2 separate regions of the Mus musculus genome follow, and region 2 is linked to region 1. A link is a loop called in an ENCODE intact Hi-C map of the cell type or tissue named here. Cell type or tissue: gastrocnemius. All regions are shown on one strand.

Region 1 (5,000 bases):
GCAGTTCTTTTCTGTGTTGGCACTGGTCGGAAAGGTTGCAGCCTTTCTGTGAAGCATAAGAAGGTTGGTGGTCTATCTTACCCCGAATCTGAGTGAAGAGCCCACCTCCACTGTTCAGTCTTATATGAAATGTGACTTTACCCTGAAGGCCAGCCTTCTTTAGGCTCACTCTATCTGCTAATGTTCAATATAGGAAGAAAATATAAAAGCCCCATGATCCATCCTAGGAGCAAACCCTGTCAGCCTACCCTGACATATTCCATCACACTGAGCACACTGTTGTGCAAAGGGTACACTCAGAATGTTTGCTAAATGAATAATCTAATTTGCCTCTGATGAGTCAAGGGCGCTTAGGAGTTTTATAATGTTCTAGGACTTTAACAATGAATAGCAGTCTTCAACTAGCTGTGCTAAATATATCCTGGTCCTAGGCCCTCACTAGAAAAAAGTTTCTGTTTGTTTACAGGAGAGGCTCTATACTGCGATGATGAAGCTTTAAATAGAACAAGTAGAGCTGAGCACTGTACAATGAAGCAGAAGTTGGATGTGCACTGCCTGCTAGTCCTGTTTGCACCATGGTCTGGTACTATGACAAACCCACTGACCTCAATGGGCTTAAAGGCTAAGGGCTGAGGACAATGAAAAGCAACTTCAAAACAGCGTGGAGATAGGGCTGCAGGGATGGTTCAGAGCTAAGACTGTTTGCTGCTCTTCTAGGAGACTGGAGTTCTGGTCCCACTCGGTATCCATACCAGACAGCTCACAAATGCCTGAACTCCAGCTCCAGGACAGCTGAGGCTCTCTTCTGACCCTTGTGGATACCTTTACACATGTGCTTGTGCATACACACACACACACACACACACACACACACACACACACCAGTGTGGCAGATGCTTTCTAAGAAGCTGGAGGACATAGTATGGGTCATAAGGTCAGATGTGTACTGAGAAAGCTTGCCACAGGATCATCTGCATTGCACCAGAACATAAAAGGACAGTTCACCCAAAGAGAGGCAAGCAAAGTAATAGTAAAGAGGGTGTACTTGACAAGAAGCCCGTCCTGGCTGTGTGGGGAACGTAAGTGACACGCCTGAACTGTGGTGAGATGCAGGTCTGCTGTGGGGCAGACAGGAGTCCCCACAGCCATTCACTAGAGAGCAGCAGGAGCTTCTTAAGCTGGAACAGGTCAACAACAAAAGATGCACGGCCTCAATGCCTGGCTGCTGCGTAAAGGTGATGGCTTTGGACAGCTCCAGTTTTCCGATGGAAAAGCAGGGGCAAGTGAGTTAGGGGTAACGTGGTAGAATACAGTAGTTTTAAATTTTCCTTTTTGTCTGAAAAACTCTTGTTGGAATGGAGGATGGAAGGCCGATACTTTTAAAGAGGCTCCTGCTGAACTTCGTATGTATACATGTGTGACATGAGGCCTTCCTTCCTCTTCAGCCACCCTTTCCCATGGGGATGGATCTGGTCCCAGCACAGCTGCTGACTCCTGTATGACGCAGCTCAAGTGGCCATGCCTCTTTTACTCTGCTCACAGGCCTCATCAAGTGGTCAGACCTGTAATCTCTGAGACCAAACAGATTGTAGGAGTAGTCTGCCCCTTTTAACAATTCTCTGGACCAGAGTTTTTTAGGCGGTGTATCTTGTATGGGTTTTGATCTGCCTCAGACACAGATAGCTGGACAGGGCCTGGGCAGCCCAGTTTAGACAGGAAATAGGCTCTTTCCTCCATAAAACATTATGATCTTCCTAAGTGTGTCCTTTTGAGAGACAGGCACTCTTGTTGCAGATAGAAAGGAAAACATCCAGAGAAGTCCAGCTCTCATCTGGCCTCCCAATCTCTTCCTTCCGTTCCCATGGCTCCTAGCTCTCTGACTACAGGACAAAGAGCCCGATTCTACCTGTGCACTGGATAGATAAATAATGGCCCGTGTAGCTAGAAGGCAATGATCAGTATGGCTGATGAGTCAATGAGAAAGGGAATGCGGTCCACCTCGGCTGTTTCCATGGAGACATTCCTCCACACCTTCCCCACTACTTCCTCTGACTGATTCTGGTCAGTGGAAAATGTCCTTGTATTTAGAGAGAAAGGTTCCAAAAGAAAGCTTGTGCTTTTCTTGAGAGGGTAGCGTCAGGGGTCCCAAGACACTGAAGGAATGCTGAGATCTGAGAGACATTTGAGAGCTGTTTGCTGAAAGCAAGCATGCTACGAGGAGCAAGTGGCTACAGAAACAAGCCTGGTGCGCTGATCCAAGAGTCTGATGAGGTTTTTACTCCAACTTCCCTTAGACTACCTAATATGGCAGCATAGTAGAAAGAAAACCAGTGAGTCTGGAGAATGATAAGCTGAGCCCTGCTCCCTCCTCAGGCCACGGCAGCACCAAGCCCCGGCCTTGGTGATCTGGGCAATGACTCTTAATGAACCCTCCCCAGGCATTGGGCTGGTATCAGGAGTGTGGAGCATGCTCACACCCGGCTGGAAAGTGCTTTGTGCATGTGACAGTAGACACAGATGGTGCAATACAGAGGGCTAGACTGTTACTACGGCAACCTCCAGCCATGGCTTTCTGAGGCTACACAGACTATTCAGGACACTACTATGCAAGAAGAAACAAGTCCAGGAAATATCTATGTCAGAAATTAAATAAAATAAAATGAGCCAAGATTCTCCCAAGGATGCTGTTCCCTGATGTTCTACTTGAAAGACATGCAATTTCTAGCAAAAACTGAAGAGTGGAGACTACCACAGGGAATGGCATTTGTGGCCCAGAATTCTAAAGGCAGCAGGCAGAAGTACAATTTTGGGTGGAAGGGGTAGTAGACCTGTATGGTTTCTTCTTGTCTGCATTGATGAATTATAGGTCCTTAACTATGCTGGTCATAAACATTTACCAAGTATTTACTGCATATAAAATACAATGTAGCAAACTTTTTTTTAAAGAGATGTTCTTGTTTTAAAAAAAACTCTTTTTATTTATTTATTTGTTTGTTTGTTTATTTGTTTATTTATTTATTATATGTAAGTACACTTTAGCTGTCTTCAGACACTCCAGAAGAGGGCGCCAGATCTCCTTATAGATGGTTGTGAGCCACCATGTGGTTGCTGGGATTTGAACTCTGGACCTTCAGAAGAGCAGTTGGGTGCTCTTACCCACTAAGCCATCTCACCAGCCCGGCAAACTTTTTAAAAAAGTACTTTGGAATTAACTGCGGATTTCTGTTCTGAACCATTCCTTCCTGACCCTGCCAAGACCACCCTGTGCCTGGGTTTCCTAATCTTAAAATGATGATAGTGATAGAACATATATTTGAGTTGTTAGGAACATTGCAGTTTAAGTCTTAGAATCACAGTTGACTTGCAGGAAGTATAGGACCTATTACAATCTTTCTATGCCTCTGTTTCATTATCTGTAAAATGAACATGATAATTATATCCACATCAAAGGGATGTTTTGTGAGCACTAGGCAGAAAAAATTCATGTGCAGCAATCAGCATATTACCTTCTAAATATTAAGTTTACAATAAGTACTAGTAGGTTTTATTCATAGATTTTAAAAGAAATCAGACACCCAGACACAAACAATAGCTCATGCAAAAAAAAAAAAAAAAAAAAAAAAAAATCCTGTCCTTGAATGGTTTTACCAAAGACATTAACCTTCCTTCACTCCGAGTTCCAATTATCTACAAAATACTGCTGGGTGCTAATTATGCTCCAGAGTGACCCCCCCCCCCCCAAGTATCTGTGATATCTATTCTGACACTTTAGATTGCCCTTTGTCCTCTGTTGGGATGGCACCACATTACTATCTGAGGGGCTATTTGAAAAGCTGGCTTTGTGAAACAAGAACAAGGCAAGAAGAAGCCTTTGGACCCTGGCACTTGGCAGGTAATAGAACAGCTCTGTTTTACCGCATGTGGCTCCAGGAGAAACCCATATTACTGCTGAACTGTGTACAGTTCCTGTTATCACCTGGCAAAGACCTGACCACAGGACTTACATTTGCTGCCAAGAGACCTGTGAGGTTCCCCTGTATTAGCACAAGTAGAATCTTGGACTCTAAATCACATTTATCTGGAAAGTCCACATATGCAAATGCTTGAAGAAACTCCCTGCCTCTCTTCAAGGCAAGCCAGCCACCTCATCCAGAGACAACCAGCTTCTAAAGAGAATTACACAGGCTTGCACACTGTGCAAAAAAAACTTTCTCTATTAGTTGACCATTGATGACACCTAGTGGCTGGTCAAGAGGCCAGCATGTGGCTCCTTCTCTCATTCAAGACGCAGAGAAATGTAACAACATGCCTAAAGTGAAAAACAACTGCAGGAAATGTAGAAAACTTAGATCTCCTGGCAGTAAGCAAGCGCATGCATTCGCAGTGTTATAAAATAGCATGCTAGCTTGCGTGTACCAAGGACTTGTTCATTAAATGGCTTGCCTGGTAAGCTTGAGAACCTGAGATGCCCCCAGCAACCACACATAAATAACTGTGTTCTGTGATACACAGTTGTAATCCTAAAGCTGGGAGATGGAGACAGACAGGCTGACCCCTGAGGCTCACTGGACAGCCAGGTTAGCTTAGTTGGCAAGTTCCAGGCCAGTCATCTGAGAATTATCACTCAACGCTGTACTGTGGCCTCCACACCCAAACCCACTTGCACATTTACCCATACATAGAGATGACTCTGCTGCCAGACACTACCAGGAGCCTGCTGTACACTTGCTTACCATGGAAAAGGCCTACATTGGAGAGTGGCTATCATTAGTCTTGCTTTAAAATTGACAGAATGTGGTTTGAGGTAATAAACCTTGTGCCTTTTTAGGTTATTGGGCTAGATACTAACATACTTTTAATGATTTTCCCCTATTTTTTCCAAAGCGTGTGTTTACTACTGATTGTTCATTTTGTGTGAGGCCTTCACATTACATTAGCTCATACAATCCTAGGAGTCAGAAGGCAGCTTTCAAATGAGGTATTTATGAGAAGGGTTGGAA
Region 2 (5,000 bases), 350 kb before region 1:
TGAATTAAATGATGCAGCCTTATAGCTTCTCTCAAGCCCTGATATTTTGTCCTCCACGTGGTCCATTCCATGGGTGAGGTTTTTCCACTGAGATTTTTCTTATTATTTGCCTTATTTAATATTTCACTTCTATTCATTTTTGGTTGCTTTTTGCGAGCAAAAAGCAAGATGGTGACAAGCGAGATGCCTCAGGAGCAGGAGTGTGGCATTTGCCCTCATGAGCCAGCACTCAATGTGATCCTGTAGTACCAAAGAGAGAGAGTGCCAGAGTCAGCTGAGCTACTAGCCTTTGACCTAAGGAGCTGATGGGATCTCTGTGCAGTACTGTGGTAGTGGGGTGGTAGAGCATCAGGATCATTAGGAGTTCTGGCCTTTGATCTGACAAGCAAGTTGACTCTGTGGCAGTTGAGGATGAGGTACTAGTATTAGCAGGAGTGTCAGCCTCTGATTCTGAAAAGTGATCAGCAGCAGTGATCTCCATGTATCGCCTGGGACAGGGGGTGGGGGTGAAATTTTGGGTCAGCAGGAGCACTGGCCAGTGACCAGACAAGCAGATAGGTTCTCTATATGGCTGGGGTTTGGAGTTCTGGGTCACTAAGGGTGCTGGTTGCTGACCTCTTGCGCGCACCGGACTCGACCAGCAAGAACGACGCTGCAACAGGATCCTTCTGCACACGTTGATTGGGAGAGCTTGATTGCAGAGGCGAAAAGACTTCGAGCCCAGAACTGGTGCTGCTTTTATAGGCCTAGGAGAGGCGTGTCTCATACCCGGATTGGTTATGCACTAAGCCTCATTTGCATGTTCCTCATCTGATTGGTTATACTCTCAGTACCTTACAGAACCTCATTATCATGCCTGGGCCAGGCAGTGTCTTTGCAAAAAACTTTACTGCATATGTACACATTGGTTGTTTGTCCAATCTTATGTATGGTGGCCAGCAGTAGTCAGTGCCACTCAGCAACGGCACATGTGGCTTCCCACACTGACCTGAGGAATCAGGGTCTCAACTCATTCTGTGGCAGTTGAGGGATATGCCAGGGCTAGCAAGAGTTCTAGCCTCTGACCTAATGAGAAAGCAGGAGTCTCTATGTGACTCTGTTGCAGCTAAATAGTGGTGGACCTCGTGTGTTCTTAAGCAAGGTGTTTAGCCTCTCCGTACATACTTTCATTATGAGTTAACTTAAGATAATACTAATGTACAGGGCACGAGACTATCATGAAGATTCACAAGGTAATTAGAGAAAGTGAGAGCAGCCTTCCTGTGATGAGGCAAGCTTTGTTCAAACCCATGAGGATGTCAAGTGAGCTGATAGCCTGCAGGGGAGGAAGAACAGAGGCATGGAAGATCGTGGAGTGATGCTTAACATTTTAAATCAAAATTAGAATAGGACTGTGATGCACCTACAGTCCTGACTACTAAAAACGCTGATTCGGGGCAATCAGCGAGCCTAGGAACTCAAGGCTATCCTGGGCAACACAGTGAACCCTCATCTCAGTAAGGCAAACCAACAGCATGACTGCTTCCTATTTCTCCACTTTGTACTAGGGTTGCTGAATATAAGTTATGAATTCCAAAATGAAGGTACTCAAGTTTGTGCGGGGGTTTTGTTTTGGTTTTGTTGTTGCTGCTGTTGTTTCTATATTTATTTATTTGAGGTTGTGTGCATGTGCCATTCATAGTGTGGATGCCTGATGTCTCCTTCCACCATGTGGGTGTCAGAAATTGAACTCACATCATCAGGCATACTAGCAAATACCTCTTTAACCACTGAGGAATCCTGCCAACCCAATATTCAGTTTTCAACTCACAAATTCTATGTACTTTGTATATAGCCCTAACATCAGTAGAAATTTCAAAGAGGGCCAAAGGAGAGGCCAAGAGTTGATGTTATTATCCTTATTTTGAAAGTAGGGATATTCTGTCTCAGAGTGATGAAAAGGAACTCTGTGTAACAGGTGTTACACAGAGAAGTGAGAAAACCAAAGGTCCTCCTACTGAGCATGGAGGCTGGGGATACAGCTCAGTGTGAAGAGCCCATACTAGCACGCACAAGGCCTTACTCAATCCCCAGCGTCACACATGCACAAAACCAGCAACAATCCAAGCAAGAAGAACTGTGCCTAATGCGTCCAAACACCTGAGCTTTGGAAGGGGCTGCTCTTCTTTGACATTAGCCAAACTCTAACAGTTTTTCCCTTCTGACATTAGAGCCAGCACTCTGTCCACTGTGCCACACAGCCACCTAGTTTTCCTTCTTTGCCTCGTTTGCATCTAGGGGTCAAGCTTTACTTTAAAATAAATACAACAGGTTTTATCTAAGTCTTAATAATAAATAGTTTATCCATTCAGAGGTGCCTTCCTCTGGTAGATTTTTAACTAAAAAATTCAAATCAAGTGTGTCACATTCTGAGATATGTCAAATTTTGTTCTTCTTATGTTTAGGTGTTAAGACGGTCTCAGGTTTTGTTCCCTAAGTTTATTTTTGATTCTGAGAGCCTTTACCTTAGGATTAGCCAGGGTGTTCTTCATTTGCAGTGTTTCCATACAGTGAAGAGAGAAAACTGGAGAAGGAAATCAAAAGGATGGCACTGTCTTGTAGCATGCTCTTATCATGTATGGACATTGGCCTGAGGTCCACACTCAACCCTGTTAGACGAGATCCAGGTGTTAGCAACCCTACCAAGATTGAGGGCTGCACACTCCAGATAACGCTGCTCGCCGCTGCCCACCAGAGGGCGTTCTATGCTCTCATATGTCTTCTCCCTGGGTAGGGCTTGAGCTAATTACGCAGCAGCCTGGGCTCACTCCTCAGAATGGGAAATGAGAAGACCTAAACATGACAAGAAATGTAAAGCTCATGGTTAAAAAAAAAAAAAAAAAAAAAAAAACTGTTCTTTCTCTCCCTTATCACCGTCTCAGACGAGTGCCACTGGAGTGCAAATACATTTATCTACAGAGCCAATTGGCTCGGCAAGTCGTACATCTTCAGAGTTCATCTCCTATGATTCAGAGCCTTTTGGCTCTTGGGAAAAAGAAATCGTATTCTCACCCATTCCAAATTGCTAAACTCAGGCTCTTAGCTGACGCTGTGTGTAGGAATGGGTCATAACCTCTGGGCTGGAGAAGGTGCTTTGCAACTTTGGGCTGGAAAGGTGACGGGGAATTCTATCTGTAAATTGTGGTGGCCTGAACCTCACTGTCTCAGGCCTTAGGAGCAATACATCACAGCAGAGGGAGAAAAGAAAAAAAAAAAAAAAAAACACTACAGATGGAAGCAAGCGCTCGTTCCAGAAATGCATCCCCTCAGCTGTCTCTTACACCATCCTTCCTTGCCAGCCCTATAGGTTCAAAGACAAGTGTATCTAACACAGACTGTCTGATTTCCCCCACCAAGTCTTTCCTCAGGTTAACTGTTCACGAAACGCCCCCTTCCTGCCAGAGGGTGGTTTCCGCACCAGCGTTTGCTTCATCTATGTTCTCTTTCTCCTTTGATAAAGGCCAGGCTTATTAATATGGTGCTTGCTGGTGCGCACCTATAATCCCAGGAGGGCTAACACAAATTTGAGGTCAGCCTGGTTTATGTAGTGAGTTCTAAATCAGCTAGGGTTGCACAGTGAGATCCTGTTTAAAAAAAAAAGACAAACGCGTGCTCAGGCGCGCGTACACACATATACAACTGGGGAATATGATTAAAAACACGCACTTGCTTATACAATCTTCAAACAGGCAGTGAGATTGATTGTAATGGATACCTGAAAAGATGACTTCAGGACAATGCTCAATTGTCTCCAAGAGTTCCCCAGCAGCACTGTCTTCACCCAGTACTTGGAGACCAAAGAGTTTCCCCCAACAGACTTGCATCTTACATTAACTAAGCTCCCAGAAACAGCAATGTACAAAGCTGAGCGCTCATTAATTTACAGTAAGAATGCAGCCACTAGGCCAGCGGAAGTCCTGACTCAGCACACCAGAACAGTCTTCCTCCTGTGCTAAATGTCTCCAAATCCAAATTACAATCAGAAAGCTGGTTTGTTCACTTAAAGTGAAAGAACTGACGTGTGCCATATGTTCGTGTCAGCTCAAACTCTTTGGGCAGAGAAACTGCATTATTCGGCCTCCTAGTAAGTGAGAAACCAGAGCAAGGGCATTGGCTGGACCTTGGACAGAGTCTCCTGCCGTGAACGGATAGCTGTGCCCAGAAAACTATGTCACTTAAAACCTGTAAGCCCTGCCTTCTTTCTGCAGTAGGTAGCCATGGGCACTGCCAGGGTTAGACCTGACAACTCTTCCTAGTCTGTGCTTTCATTTGCCATGACCATTGGACAAAACACTGTACAGACTGGAGAGTAATATCAGTTAGTTTCTGCTTACTTTGTAGGTTTGTTCCCAAATGATCTCAATCAAAATTTTGCAGTTTGGAACTAGGTTTCCCAGCACAGATGGCTAATTCAAGTTCCTAAGCATCAATTTTACTCGTTTAGCTCCTGGAAGTCTTGGGATGGTTGTTTCAAGCAGCATTGCATTTTCTATACGTAGAAAAGCACCCTCTCCCCCACCCGCCCGCCCACCCATGCCCATGCTTTCTGTGTTTGTTTTTCTCTGTGTGTCTCTCTGTGTGTCTCTGTGAATCTCTCTCTCTCTGTTGTTTTACAAATTTTAAAACAGAAACCCGGAAGAAGTGAATGTTTGCCTCAAGAACTGAGAGATGATAAAGTCACAGCTCAGAGCCAGCCCTCTACATTCAGATCCCACGCTTTTCCTATTAGTTGTGTTTACCATTAGTAAACTTTGTGAAGAAAGGAAAGTCAATGTGTTTTTGAAGAATTATCTTTTTAAAATGTTCACTGGTTTAACTTTATTTACTAAAAAGAAAGTGTGAAGATGTGAATCACTGAATGAAAGTGTACAGTGGAGATTGGAAGATATAAATAAAAAAGTCATACAGTAGAGTCACCTGCAGCAGGGCCGGGCAGTCCAGCCTCCGAGAGCAACCATGCT

Evidence for each region. A loop is a pair of places that touch in the nucleus more often than their neighbours do. Peaks named below come from ENCODE experiments on the same cell type or tissue, not always from the same donor. Only the 100,000 strongest peaks of a DNase experiment are listed, where the experiment ranks them.
Region 2: a loop joins it to region 1, with 2.8 times the contacts of the local background. A loop is called at or near these places in 14 of 42 quality-filtered maps.

The regions. Positions count from the first base shown.
Region 1 is chr6:66,961,907-66,966,906 of GRCm38, reverse strand. All of the region lies in intron 3 of Gng12 (guanine nucleotide binding protein (G protein), gamma 12), which reads right to left. Among named protein-coding and RNA genes, the nearest start is that of 4930597O21Rik, 40 kb to the right of the region's middle. In gastrocnemius, a CTCF peak has its summit at 3,055 (motif pointing right); DNase peaks (open chromatin) are centred at 2,468 and 4,201; H3K27ac peaks cover 1,533 bases.
Region 2 is chr6:67,316,449-67,321,448 of GRCm38, reverse strand. The region is part of intron 8 of Il12rb2 (interleukin 12 receptor, beta 2); the gene reads left to right. Among named protein-coding and RNA genes, the nearest start is that of Serbp1, 52 kb to the right of the region's middle. In gastrocnemius, a CTCF peak has its summit at 2,727 (motif pointing right); DNase peaks (open chromatin) are centred at 2,739 and 4,185; H3K27ac peaks cover 319 bases.